Linked DNA regions of Homo sapiens: region 1 is linked to region 2. A link is an interaction called in ENCODE POLR2A ChIA-PET data of the cell type or tissue named here. Cell type or tissue: Caco-2. All regions are shown on one strand. Links, peaks and the distances in the headings refer to the core of each region. The heading gives the core; the rest is flanking DNA.

Evidence for each region. Peaks named below come from ENCODE experiments on the same cell type or tissue, not always from the same donor. Only the 100,000 strongest peaks of a DNase experiment are listed, where the experiment ranks them.
Region 1: POLR2A ChIA-PET joins it to region 2 with 6 read pairs; 7 of 35 experiments call an interaction of 5 or more read pairs at or near these places.

What each region holds. Positions count from the first base shown.
Region 1 is chr15:75,846,157-75,853,117 of GRCh38, forward strand. The region is part of intron 1 of UBE2Q2 (ubiquitin conjugating enzyme E2 Q2); the gene reads left to right. Among named protein-coding and RNA genes, the nearest start is that of UBE2Q2, 6.2 kb to the left of the region's middle. In Caco-2, for the core only: no CTCF peak of the experiment used is centred there; no DNase peak of the experiment used is centred there.
Region 2 is chr15:75,719,600-75,726,560 of GRCh38, forward strand. It overlaps CIMAP1C (ciliary microtubule associated protein 1C), which reads left to right and starts at 4,442. Exons shown (of 4, transcript NM_175881.5): 1 at 4,442-4,718; 2 at 5,509-5,619; 3 at 6,459-6,572. The coding sequence starts at 4,601. RefSeq lists an enhancer at 4,512-4,681. In Caco-2, for the core only: no CTCF peak of the experiment used is centred there; a DNase peak (open chromatin) is centred at 4,392.

The DNA of each region.
Region 1 (6,961 bases), core at 993-4,992, 130 kb after region 2:
ATTTTGAAGCAGATTCCAGACAGATCACTTCATCTGTAAATATTTCTGCTTGTATCTTTTGAAGGTAAAAGACTCTTTTATTTTTTATTATTATTTTTTGAGACGGAGTCTCGCTGTGTCGTCCCAGCTGGAGTGCAGTGGTGTGACCTGGGCCCACTGCAACCTCCGCCTCCCAGGTTCAAGCAATTCTGCTGCCACCGCCTCCCGAGTAGCTGGGATTACAGGTTTCCGCCGCCACACCCGGCTAATTTTTGTGTTTTTAGTAGAGACGGGGTTTCACCATGTTGGCCAGGCTGGTCTTGAACTCCACCTCAAGCTCCCAAAGTGCTGGGATTACAGGAGTGAGCCACCGTTCCTGGCCGTAAAGACTCTTTTAAACATGGATGACTGTTTTGATAAAATGACATGGCTTGTTCATGTCGATACCATTTGCTTAGAAGGGAAAGATCAAGGGAAAAATGGGGTTGGATTTCAAATGATTTGGTTTGATCGATGATTTGTTATTCTCTAAAGTTGTAACTCTGGAAAAGGTAATGAGTTTGACTTATTCTTTAACTTTTCCTCTTTAGACAGTTCAAATATTTGAATTCTACATGCTAGGACTTGTTTTCTTTATACTTACCAAGAAACATCCTTATGCAGTTTCTCTAATGTTTGAGAAACTAAGTTGTTTTTTACACACGTGCATGCTAGTTCCTGAAGAGTCCTGTACAGGTGCTCTGCTGGCTTTTCCTTTCAGGTTTCTGTATCAGCTGTATTTCTCCCTGTAGAATGTGCCCCTGACCTCCACCCCTTAACCTTACCCCATTTGTCTTTATATGCCTGACCATCCGTCAAGGCTCTTCTGGGTCATATTTAGTTCATGCTGTTATTTCCCCTTCCTCCCTTCTTTAGTCCTTACTATTTTTGCTTTGGTCATGTTTTCTTATGCTGTATTCTGTAAGCCTTTAAATTTTTCTTTTTATGGTGGCAGGGGAGAATATTTTATAATTATGCTTTGTGCTTTTTATCTTCCACTCAATAAATGCTTCATAAATATTTGAGTATATAGCGCTATTCTAGCTGTATTGTATTTGAACAAAAATCTTAACTGCCTTGTAAGTTAACTGCTAAGAATTTGTCAAAAGTGCAGAGATAACATCAATAACTTGTCATGGATAGTACAAAAAGGTCTCTAAGGGCTTGATGGAAGTCTGTAAATTGACTTCATATGAGAGTGTAAGAAGTGAAAAAGACCAAAACAGAGTAGATGTTTTACTCTGTAGGCCAAGGGAATTGAGCTAATTCTTTTCCTGTTTTATAAATTTGTCCTGATCTTAAATAATGAAGGGAAAAGAGTGCTCTTTTTCAACCTCGAGTCCTTTTTATTCTTTTCTGTGAAGCCATGATATGAAAGATTGCCTGTTATACAAACTTAAGTATAGTTTTTCCATCTTCAGTAAACTAACCTGATTGCCGTCTAATTAGTTGTTACAATCACACCGAAATGCAAAGCAGCTTGTTTTAAGCAGCCTTATTGGGAGCTAGTATATGGCTTTAGTCGTTTTGAAGTATTTAACATAACTTGGCAACTCCATTACTCCTTTTATGGACTTTTTGGCATCTGGGCATTCTTGGTAGGAAATCACTGTTTTAGAATGAAAAATCTCCCCCAGGAAGTAAATTAGCTAGTAAACAAATGAAACTTCATTTTTTATATTACTTGTAGAGCATAAATGATTACCCTTTCTGCGTATAAGTGGCTGTTTGCTAGGCTGCTTTTAGTGGGACTTTGTTTTTGATTGGTTAATTAAATTTCTATTCATTATTGCCAAAAAGTGCCTACCCCCAACAGCAAGATACTAAATTTTAAAAATGTTGGAGCTGTGAATCTAGGAGGAAGTGAGAAGTTTAGCTTTTATTTAGTAGTTAGGAGCTTAAGTAAGTCACTTCTTTTACTGTGTTTCTGTGTACTATAGATAATATTTTTTTGCACTGCAAGAGAGCATATAGAGGAAAGCTCTTTGGCAATGATATTATGTTCTACAAATATAAAAGCGATGGTGTCATTTGTGGCTGAATAACACTTTATTTTGAAAATGCTTTATAACAGGTTTTTGTGGGAAATAAAGCAATGCTGTTAACTTCATCTTGCATTTTTCTAGTCTTTACTATGATTAAAAAGTAGTCCAGTCAAAGTTGTACAAAGGAAATAAACCTGGACTAAGGAGCCTAAGACTTTTCTCTTTGGTTTGCCCTCCTGGGACAGATTACCTTTCCAAATTGAATTCATGGAAGAGCATTTGGAAATATCAGAACTGTCATGTTAAGCACCTAAGTGGTACTTTCATTCCAGAAGAATCATTGTTTTCGTTTATCTGACCAATTTATAATATAGGGTCAAATTCCTGGTGGTTATTTATGCTCCCTCATCCCCATTTTTATACCTGTCCTTGAAAGGAACAGATATATGAAGAGAAGACTTAGGTTTCCCTTTTGTGAATAGTATATCCCTTAGTATCTTGATTTTTTTTTTTTAATTTGGTTAAACATATTTAGACCTGGAAAAGGGTAGTATTTGATAAATGTCAGCTAGTTGAGGGGTGGGGAATTGAGTTGAATGGAGATAGTCACTGCCAAATGTCAAGCATGACTGGAGAGCCAGAGTGATAAAGCAGGGGTCCCTTTTTCCAGATCCTTTGTAACAGTGTTATGTGATCTCTTCTAGAAGATTCTGAAAGATAATCCCAACTTGGAACCTAGGAAACCACCCAGTGGGTTTCTGCAGCTTAGGTGGTTCAGATCCTCATCAGCACCTTTTTCTGTGCCTCAGTTTGCTTACAATGATGTTCTCAGTAGCTGTAATTTGCTGCTTGTGTTTGAATACTTAAGCATTTTCTTTTTATCATGGGTATATGAACATTTTTATTTCAACAAGTGTTAGAATTTTTACTCTGCTTTTGTGGGCTCTAGGTTAGCTACTTGGTTGTTTATTTGTAAAATGATTAGCAGGGAACCATGTGTATGCATTTTAAGTATCTTTTGTTGTCAGAGCAGTTAGAATTTTATTAAGGTACTATATGCTAATTCTGTCAATTTACTTCGTTCTCCACCCCACATTTATTGAACAGCAAACTATGAAAGTAATGTGTCCCATAACTGGCCTTCAGAAGAATTACAACTGCTGTTATCTCTGAACCTTCCAGAAGTTTGTGCATCAGTTTTAAAAAAATGATGAAATCCCTGAAGATAGCTGTGTCCTACATTTGGAAAGATACAAAAACTGACCATTCTGGTCAACCAGTTTTGGTTGCTGGTGCTTGAGATAGAGCCACACAATGGTCTCAGTGGATTTATGGAGAAAAATAGATACAGAAAGTTACTTCTAAATAAGACAAAAAAATCTTTTTCTTGAGCAGTGACAGGTAAAGAGGTTGGTTTGGTTAATCTTGAGTTGTGTTTCCCTCCATTAAGACAGTTTTATGGTGGGGATGGTAGTGGTGATGAACTTGTTTGAAATTTGTCCACTTACAGTAATGTTTATGGTAGCTTCACAGACAACTTCATTCTCACAGGCCTTAGAATTACTATAAAACTAATAGAATGGATGAGGAACAAAGGACCTGAGTAATTAGATGCTTAGATAATTGTTCTGTGTTTTCATAACTGTGGTGAAAAAGAGTGGTGCTAGAAGCACTTAAACATTCTATGTACGGGAAAACTGCCTGAATTTGTATTGGGATTTTTGAGCACCATTCACTGTTTAAAAACTGATATACCATAGGTCATATTTATTTTAAAGAGAAATAGTAGGCAAACTTATCTTTTCAAGATAGATATAAAGCTTAGTTAACCTTATCAAAATTACAAAACTTAAAGCATGTGAAAGATTGAAAATATTAATACATAGGTTTAAATATTGGTCATTATTTTAGATGTCTTTCAAAGTAGATTCTCTCTTAAATGTTAAACTGAACAAACCTTGAACATGATGTAGAGTTTGTGCTGAAGGTTAAGTTTCCTGGCGTGGTGGATATTTTATAATATGGAAAACAAAACCTTCTTATTGTAAGACATTAAAAGAAATTTAGTCAAAACTAGGAGATATGATTCTACCACTCAGAATATACCACTATCAGAATTTTGTATCTTTCCAGTTATCTGCTCATCTCTTTTCTCCGATGCTTATGTGTGTTCCCTCTCCCTTAAAAAATCAGATTTTTTTGTAATCTGCTTTTTCACTCAACAATATTGTAGATCCGTGTTATAACTTACTCCTTACGTGTAGGCAAGATGAATTCTGACCACCCCAAGGTGGCCATCCTTGTCCCTGTGATTCCAGATCTCCCAGAACTAGAGGTCTAGCTTCAGGGAAAACCCAGATTTTCTTGGCTTAGCCCACCTGACAGCTAATCACTGGAAATGGGGTGGGCTGGTAGAGTCCTTTGGTCAGGTTTTGTGTCAAGAGAGGGAGGAGGAAAGATGGGAGGGAGGTAGCAAAACTGGTCTCAATGGAACTATGTAAGTTAATATAGAATGGCAAAGGGATGTTTCTTCCAAGGAAAGAATTCTAAGGAAGGAAGGAAAGTGGAGGGGAAGGCAGCAGTTCTCAAAGTTTTGGGGTCAGGACTCCTTTACACTCTTGAAAATATATTCAGCACTTAAGGGCTTTGGTTTATGTAAGTTACGTCTATTGGTATTTATCACTACAAGTTAAATCAGAAATATTTAAAACATTAACTCTTTAAAAACTCATCACATATTATTATAAATGTGCTTTTACGAAACAAAATTTTCTAAGCCAAAAAATAGAATAGTAGCACAGTCTTAAATTTTTTGCAAATTTCATTGATGTTTGCTCTGTCATTTGCTTTTGCATTTAATTTGTTGTATGCTATTTGCTTGAAATAATGTAAACAAAATCCAACCTTATACAGATACCTGGTTGGAAAAATTGTGAATATTTTAATGGCCATTTTAGATAATCCTGGATATTCTTCTTTTTTTTTTTTTTGAGATGGGGGTTCACTGTGTTGCCCAGGCTGGAGTGCAGTGGTGTGATCACAGCTCACTGCACCCTCAGTCTCCTGGGACTCAGGTGTAGGCCATCTTACTGGCTAATTTTTTGTATTTTTTTGTAGAGACAGGGTTTTGCCATGTTGCCTAGGCTTCTTTTTTGATGCTCTATCAAAACTTGGTCTTTCTTGAACTTTGGATCTTTTACCCTTGTATGATATTATAACATCATGCATTGGTCATTTAGAAAATAGTGGTTCACCGAGATCTTCTAAATGTTGATACATTTGATTTTACAGTATCAAAATACATTCATCAATATTGCCATCAATGTTATCAGGATATTCTTGGAAAACGGTGGTGGATACAAGTTTTCAAAAATTCTAATTTTTTGTTCAAAAACTTGCATTTTATTATTAGCAGTTTTATTATTGAAATTTATTATGGCCTGTCTGTTGTTTTCCTTGAAATGACAGAATCTCATTTTTTGAGGAAAATGACTGCCAAAAACCCAAGTTGAAATAACATCGTCAGTTATCCTTTCAAGTAAAAATGGTATTCCATTTAAGTGGTTAATTCACTTCATGACTTAGTCACACAAGGGTTTTTTCTCAGGCAGTCTGTAGGAATGCTCATGTATACTTCCCGTTTCATCACTTGAAATATTAAAAAGACATATTCAAGGATTCAGATGTAGTAAAATTTTCACTGCTTCATCATAGACATTCTTTTTATTTTTGAGACAGGGCCTTGTTCTGTCACCCAGGCTGGAGTGCAGTAGCGTGATCACAGCTCAGTGGAGACTCGACCTTCTGGGCTCAATCAATCCTTCTGCCTCAGCCTCCCTAGTAGCTGGGACTACAGGCGTGCAACCACCATGCTTAGCTAATTTTTTTATTTTTTTTTGTAGAGATGGGGTTTCACCCTGTTGGCCAGGCTGGTCTTGAACTCCTGGGCTCAAGTGATCCTCCTGCCTCGGCCTCCCAAAGTGCTGGGATTACAGGCATGAGCCACCATTCCCAGCCTTATCGTAGACATTCTTAAATGAAACTGACCTTTTGTTGCCCTTCCTTTTTAAGCCTTTCCTGTGCATAGTGAAGAATACCATGACTACTAGTAGTTTGGTGTTACCGCCTTTATTTGTGCTAAAGTGCCAGCGTTTTTACCCACCATTGTATCTGCACCCTTACAGCATATGTCAACATGTTAGTATTCTTGTAAAAATAGTTTGGACCTGGGGGTCTGAGGTCCCCACTTTGGGAACCATTGAAATAGGTACTTAGATCTACAGTGTATCATATCTTTTCATCTACAAGATTAAAAACATGATTTCAGTTAATTGTTTTTGTAATTTTCTTAATATGGTTTTGAGGGGTTTCAGTCCAGAGTGAAGACATGTATGTTTCTTGGCTTATGCTGAAGTTTACTAGACAAATACTAACCTAATAATGAGATCCTAAGTGTAGTTGCAGTTTCTTTAGCCTAAGGGAAAAGAAACCTAAAAACTAAAACAGTAAAAATGGTCCAGATGGTGTATTCCCAATGTGTGCTGAAGAATTTGAAGAAGAAAATGCAGTACTCAATAAGTGGTGTTAAGAACAGGATTAATTCTGGAGAGTTTCTCATTTAGCCTGTAAAGAGATTTGGGGCACAGTAAGAGTTAGAGGAATGAAAATAGTAAATAACCCATTATTGACCAGGTATACTATTAATGATGTCCTCCATCAATACAACTTATTCTTAAAAGAACATTTGGTAAAATGCTTTAAAAATATTCAGTTTCTGTGGCTTCAGCTATAAATCAGATTATAGTTCTCAAAGCAGTGTTTCCTAAAATCGTTTCTGTGAAATTGTTTTCCATGACTTGAACCTAGTTGTTCTGAAGCTAATATACGATAATAATGGCTTTTCCCCAATTTATAATAGAAAATCATACAAAGTAACAGAGTAAATGTCTGTTAGTGGG
Region 2 (6,961 bases), core at 1,929-5,928:
TACAGGCGCCCGCCACCACGCCCGGCTAATTTTTTTTTTTTTTTTGTATTTTTAGTAGAGACAGGGTTTCACCTTGTTAGCCAGGATGGTCTCGATCTCCTGACCTTGTGATCCGCCTGCCTTGGCCTCCCAAAGTGCTGGGATTACAGGCGTGAGCCACCGCACCTGGCCAATTTTTTGTATTTTTAGCAGAGATGGGGTTTTACTGTGTTAGCCAGGGTGGTCTCTATCTCCTGACCTCGTAATTTGCCCGCCTCGGCCTCCCAAAGTGCTGGGATTACAAGCATGAGCCACCACACCCGGCCATCTCTCTCTCTATTTTTCTGAACCATTTGAAAGTAAGTTGCAGACATAATGCTCCTTTATTCCTAAATATTTCAGTGAGTTTTTCCTCTTTTTTAATTTTTTTTTTAAAATGAGACAGGGTCTCGCTCTGCTGCCCAGGCTGGACTGCAGTGGTGCCATCAGAGCTCACCACACCATCAAACTTCTGGACTCAAGGGAGCTTCCTGCTTGAGTAGATGGGATTACAGGCACACACCACCGTGCCTGGCTATTTTTTTTTTTCTTTTTTGGTAGTGACAGGGTCCCACTGTGTTGTCCAGGCTGGTCTCGATCTCCTGGGCTCAAGCAGTATTTCCTAGAACAGGACCTTCTCTTTCATAACTGGAGTGCAATGATCAAAACCAGGAAATTAACATTGGTACAATACTTTGAACTAAGCCATAGACTTTTTTCTCCCCAGCTTTGCCAATTTTCCCAAAAATATCCTTTATAACAAAAGAAAACCTCGGCTTTCTTCTGAGTGTCTATTCATCTTGCATGGTTCTTCAGCGTTTCATTGTCTTCCATGATGTTGCCATTTTTGACAAGTACAGGCCAGTTCTTTTAGGTGAATTTTGGTTTGAGTTTGTCTGTTTTCCTCATGATTAAATTCAGGTTCTGTATTGTGGCAGGAATGCCTAGGAAGTGATGCCGTGCCCTTCTCACGCAGCCTATCAAAAGACACATAACTGGCTGGGCGTGGTGGCTTACACCTGCAATCCCAGCGCTTTGGGAGGCCAAGGAGGGCAGATTACTTGAGGTCAGGAGTTCGAGACCAGCCTGGCCAACATGGTGAAACCCTGCCTCTCCTAAAAATACAAAAATTAGCTGGGCATGGTAGCAGGCTCCCCTAATCCCAGTTATTCAGGAGGCTGAGGCAGGAGAATTGCTTGAACCCAGGAGGCAGAGGTCATAGTGAGCTGAGATCACGCCACTGCACTCTAGCCTGGGTGACAGAGCAAAAGACTCTGTCTCCCCCAAAAATCCCCCACAAAAAAACCAAACAAACAAAACCAAGAGGCACACATCTATTGTGCAATCATTGGGATGTTGACTCGTATCACTTGGTTGAGGTGATGCCTGCCAGGCCTCTCTTCTATAAAGTTACTGTTTCCCCTTTGCAATGAATAAGCATACGCCAACATTGAAAGGTCAGGTTGAGGAAGGAAGGAAGCCAGGAAGAAAGCCAGTGCAGGGGCAGCCGAGAGACAGAAGGAAAGAAGGAGGGCGTCCTGGAGCCAGCAGGAGGGGCAGCATGAGTGAGGCAGGGCTGGCATTTATTGCATTAGAGGATGAAGAGTGTCCCTTGGAAGCAGCTGCCACCTGCAGGTGGCGGGCGTCGAGTTAAGCCTCTTTCGGGTGGAGCAGTGGGCCTGGAGCCAACTCAGGCTGAGTCAAGTGTGAGAGGGAGGTGAGAATGGAGATGACTGGAAAACACCTCTGTGGGGAAGGTGGTCTGTGGGCTGGGCAGAGAGGGACAGGCAGTGACGGAGAAGCATGTGGGCTTGGGGGACAGTTTGAATAGATAGAGGGGACTTAGGATATCTAGAGTGTGACAGGAGGGAGCCAGATGAGAGGCGCAAGTCCAAGGAGAGGGGTGCAATCCACAGTGTCCCAGGCGGGACGTGGGAGCCGATGACAAAAGACATGGCGGTTCTGAGGCTGTGATGGGGGGTACTCGTCAGAGCCCAGCCTGATGGGGCAGGTGGATGGGGGGGCCGGAAGGATGGCCAGGCGAACAGAGGAGAGTGAGCCATGCAGGGGATGATCCCTGGGGGTGGGGGAGAGGGGGAGGGCAGGCTGCCCAGAGGTGGGGGTGGGTGGCAGGTGGCGAGGAGGGCAGGTCCAAGGTTCTGGCCATGAGACTGTCCTGACAGCTTTAGCTGCCTGATGCAGATGGACAACGCAGACCTGGGGGACGCAGTGCTGGGATGTTCCAGGAAAGGGGCTGGATGAGGAGGGTGGTGAAAGCTGGAGGGGCCTGAAGGATGACGCAGAAGTGCAGGGAGTGCAGGGTCAGCACTGGGGTCTCAGAGATGGGGGGCAGGGGATGGCCTCCCAGAGAGACTGGCTGTCAGTGCTGTGGGAGGTGGTGAGAAGCCCAGGATTGCAGTGGGGGACCGGCCTGTGAGGGAGTGGAGTGGAGGTGTTTGCACATGAGGAGGTCTGGGAACGGGGAGGCCAGGGCATTGGTGGTGGTCCCTGGGGAGGCCTGAGCTATCAGGGTCATGGCAGGAGTTGGGGTGGGGTGGAGGTGGCCTCGAGCCACGGCTGCTAGGTTTATGAGTAGGGACCCAGGGCAGCCCTGAGGAGCTGAAGGGGGACACACCTGGATGCCAGTGCCCCAGAGGAATGGGGCATTTGATGGGGAGGGCACAGTCTGGGGACCAAGGCAGCCAGAGACCCACGGCACTGTGGACTCTGAGGCATGAGGGATGTGAATGTCGGAGCAGCCAGCTTTGGACAGGGCCGAGGGCCACCTCCAGGGGTGAGCTGGGTCTCCATCAGAGCTGGAGGAAAGGAAGCATTTGGAACAAATTGGAGTGGCTTGTGACCTGCTGGGGTGCGGGGTGGCCTAGTTTCCTGAAGAGCTGTGCACCAGGATGATGGGGCAGAAGCAGTGAGGGAGGAAGGCAGGAGGCTCCCCGGGCCTGAAATACTTGGAGACTGCCCGCTCACCAGGAAGGTGGGGGTCCCAGCCCCAGATCCGGCCCCTCTCAGCACTGGGATACCATCAGGGCTCGCAGCTTCCTACAGGAAAAGCTGACGCGGATGGGGCTGAGGACATAGCATTGGCCCTGGCCTGAGGCCAGTGAGGCTGGGTCACCCCCCAGCCTGGCTCAGCCCTCCCTTACCCAGAAATCAGAGGTTTACTTGCCCCATGGGCATATGGGGGCACACAGGGTCTGCTGCTGGGGGGACTGGGCCCCTGTCCTCTGTTCTGAGGCCTGTGGTCCCTCAGGGGCTTCTGGACACCCTGCATGCCTGTCCTACCTGCTGCTCTGAGCCCTCGCTGTGCCTGCTGACTGGAATGCGTTCAGAGCATGGCTTGGTTTCTATTCAATCAGAGACTATGATCCAAGGAGAGCCCTGGGTTTTGTGTCCTGGTTCCATCTCTGCTATTTTGATGTAGTAGGAGACTTTGGGCAAGTCCTTGTTCCTTTCCGGGCCTCAGTTTTCTTAACTGTGTACTGGGGTGGTGACAGACACCCCTGTCTAAAGCCAGCAGTCATCTGGTTCCTGAGATGGACACCGCTGACCCGGTTCAGGTCAAATCCCTAGTCTGTTACGAACAGTGGAGGTGACAGGCCCCAGGCCCCCAAAAGCCTCCTGGGTTCTTAGGAATGAAGAGGTTCCCAGCATGTTTTCAGGCCTGGGGCTCATCCATCCGTCAGATGGGGCTGGCTGCCTTCCCTCCCCTTCTATGTGTCCTCTCATACCGCCCTCCAACTCCAACTGCTCCCCTGCCAAGGGAGTGCTCTTGGTCACAGGCACAGGAAGCAGCCCCTTGAAGGCTCAGCACCACCCCTCTGTCCTCCTTTATTTGCTTCCCACTCCTTTTTGTATCCATTGAGCTAGACATGGATCTCTAAAGATACCACACCCTGGGATAGGATTCTGGGGAGGAGCTATCAGACAGTCACACCTTAGTGATAATTGACTTGATATTTTGCCAGGGGAAAAATAGACTTGACAGAAGAGAGGGCATGTCCAGAGCCTGGGAGGTAGGTGGGAGAGGCAGGGGGTAGAGAGCCCCCAGGGGGCTGTGTGTGCTGCACAAACCCTTCACCCGTGACCCACCAACCCTTTCCATTCCTTTCCCCAACCTTAGGGCACCCACTGGGAGTGAAGCGCTAGCTGATACGTAACACCATCTCTCCATTTCCCTTCCCTGACCCAGGGTCCTGGGGACCCCCAGGCCACTTGGCCTGGTTGGTGATGGGGGACAGTGGGATAGTCAGGGTTCCATAACTAAGCTCCCAGCATAGAATTTCCACGCCGCAGTTCAGGCGCCATGGCAACCAGGGGAAATAAACACTACGAGTTTCACAGTCCAAGCTCTGCCGTGACGTCATCTCCAGCTCCAGCCTGCTGGGGCCTGTGCTGACTGTGCCCCAGACAGCCTTAGCTGCTCAAGCTGGAGAACTGTCTTCCTTCCCAGCTTCCTCCGTGTCTGGGGTGGGGGATGGGGGGGTCTCAGGCAGGGATACTCTAGCCCCTTGACTGCTGTTTAGACCCTGCTGTAGCTGCTGCTGCTCCCTGCCCAGCCCCAGCCATGAAACTGCCCAAGGGGACCAGGAGCTCTGTGTACTTTGCACAGCACCCAGAAAAGGAGCCATTGCCCTCAAGGCAGGAGGTCAAGCAGACCCCTGTCATCATGGCCAAGATCAAAGGTGAGAGCCATCCCCACCCTGGGCTTGGGCCCCCTCCCCTCTCTCCAGGACTCCTTCCAGCCTGCCTCCTGCAAAGCCCCTTCCAACTTCCTTGAAGCCTTACAGAAGACCTGAGCCTCCAAGCTGACCCTCACAGGCAGTGTTGGCTGCTGGGATTGTCCAAGTGGGTGGGGGAGGAGGGGAGCATGGGACTTGCAGTGAGGCCCGCTTTGGAAAAAGACTAGGAGCCTTTGTCCTAGCTTTAGCTTTCCTCACTTCCCTTCAATTTTACTCTCAAGGGACAGCAGACGCTAATTCTTACTATGTTGGTAATGACTGACTAGTGCTCTAAGTGGGAGTAGTTTAGTGCAGGGATTGAAGGTTTGGGTTCTACTGGATGATGGTCTTAGAATCTTCACACTACTAGTTTGTGATATGTGGGTAGATATTTCTAAGCCTCAATATTCTGTAAAATGGGAAAAACAAGAGCATTTACCTTACAGCATTGTTCAGAGGCTTAACGGAAATAATCCACGTCGGATGCCTAGTGGAGAACCTGGAGCAGAATAAGTTCTCAATTAACTGTAACTATTAGCTTCTTATTATGCATTGTCTGTCCAAGGGAAACTGCATTTTATCTGGAAATACTGCCTTCCCCCAAACGAAGCAGCTGGATGGATGCTGGGCTCGTGGCAGTGCGATAGCAGCAAGAACAAATACCCCCAATGTTCCCATGGTGCGCTGTACTGGGGCTTCCCCTGCCTCTGACCTGGTGGGCCCAGGCTGAGGGCTGTCCTGTCCATCCTTACAGGTCCGGGGCCCGCCAAGTACCTCCGGCCATCCTGCACGGGCTACATAGATCATGACATCTCCATGTTCAAGGCACCAGCTTATACCCTGCATAGCCGGCACTCAGAGAAGCGTGAGCGTTGCCACCCCAGTCATCCGGCTGGGGTTGGAGCTGTTGTTGGAGGTTGAGGGGAGAGACATGGAGCCATTCTCTGTAGCCACTGGGAATCTGAGACACTCAAGGGGCCCCCTGGGTCCAGAGGAAGCCAGCGGGGATTGAGGGTGGGGCAACTCCATGGGCATCCCCTAGCCGCCTCTCCCAAGGGAGCCTATAGGGGATCCTGGCCCTGTCCAGCTGGCACAGCAGAGTCTCCTTTTTCTGGCCTTTGGCTGGGGCCCTTCAGCTCCGGTCGCCATGCTCTGCTAGGGTCACTTGCCATTGTGGCCAGGCAGGAACAGCTAGGAGGCCAGTGGGGAAGTGGTGGCCCCCAGAGCTCCTCAGGTGGCCTAGAACCCACTGGAAGGGCAGAAGCAGAGGCCACAGATGACCTATGCTGCTGGGCAGGGTGTGGTGGCGTGCACCCGGGGGTCTGAGATCTGGGGTGCCTGTCAGGCCTTTCCCTGGGGAGAATACCCACCTCAGCAAGGTAAGCCCCTGGCCTGGCTGGGCCTTTGCTGAATGCCCACAGCAGCCACAGGGCTATTACTCCCCGTTGGCCCCAACCCCTGATTGGGTGGGTGGCTGCCCAAGCTGCTGGGCAGCTGTTATTTTACTGTTCCTCTGAGCAAGTTCTTGAAAATACCAGGTCATGTGTTAAAAGTCCCATTTTACAGATGAGGAAATCAAGGGTCCCCAAACACCCAGGAGCCACAGAATCTGAAGTGGGAGGGAGATCTTGCCTGGAGGCAGGCCAGGTGCTCAGTGGGGCAGCCTTTGGGGCTGACCAGGCCCTCTCCTTGGTTGCCCTGCAGGGATGGTGTGCCACAGCAGCCCTGGGCCTTGCTATCTCTTGGATCCCAAAATAACTCGGTTTGGAATGTCCAGCTGCCCGCAGGTCCCCATGGAGGAGCGCATCTCCAACCTGCGTAAGATGGGGTTATGGACAGATGTTGGGGGTTGGGAGGTTGGGGGGTGGGGTGCACCCTTAGGACCTGGGCAGGGGCAAAGGGTCAAGACTTCCTCCTTGGAAATGTCTGGATGCCGGTATCTCCCTGCAAGACACCGACATTGCAATGCTGACATCACCATGTCTTGAAGTCAATGTTATGACATGCAGCATGTCACCAGGTGACGTTATGATGACATGGAGCTCCTGTTGTGGATGCAATATTGTCATGCGAACGAGCTCACAGACTGTAGTGATCTCAGAATGTTTCTGTGTCGCTGTCAGAGGGACAATGTCTGGATGCTGACACTGTAGCAACTGGGGGTAATCCAAGGGGAATGTTATGATGACATTATGGTTTTTTACATG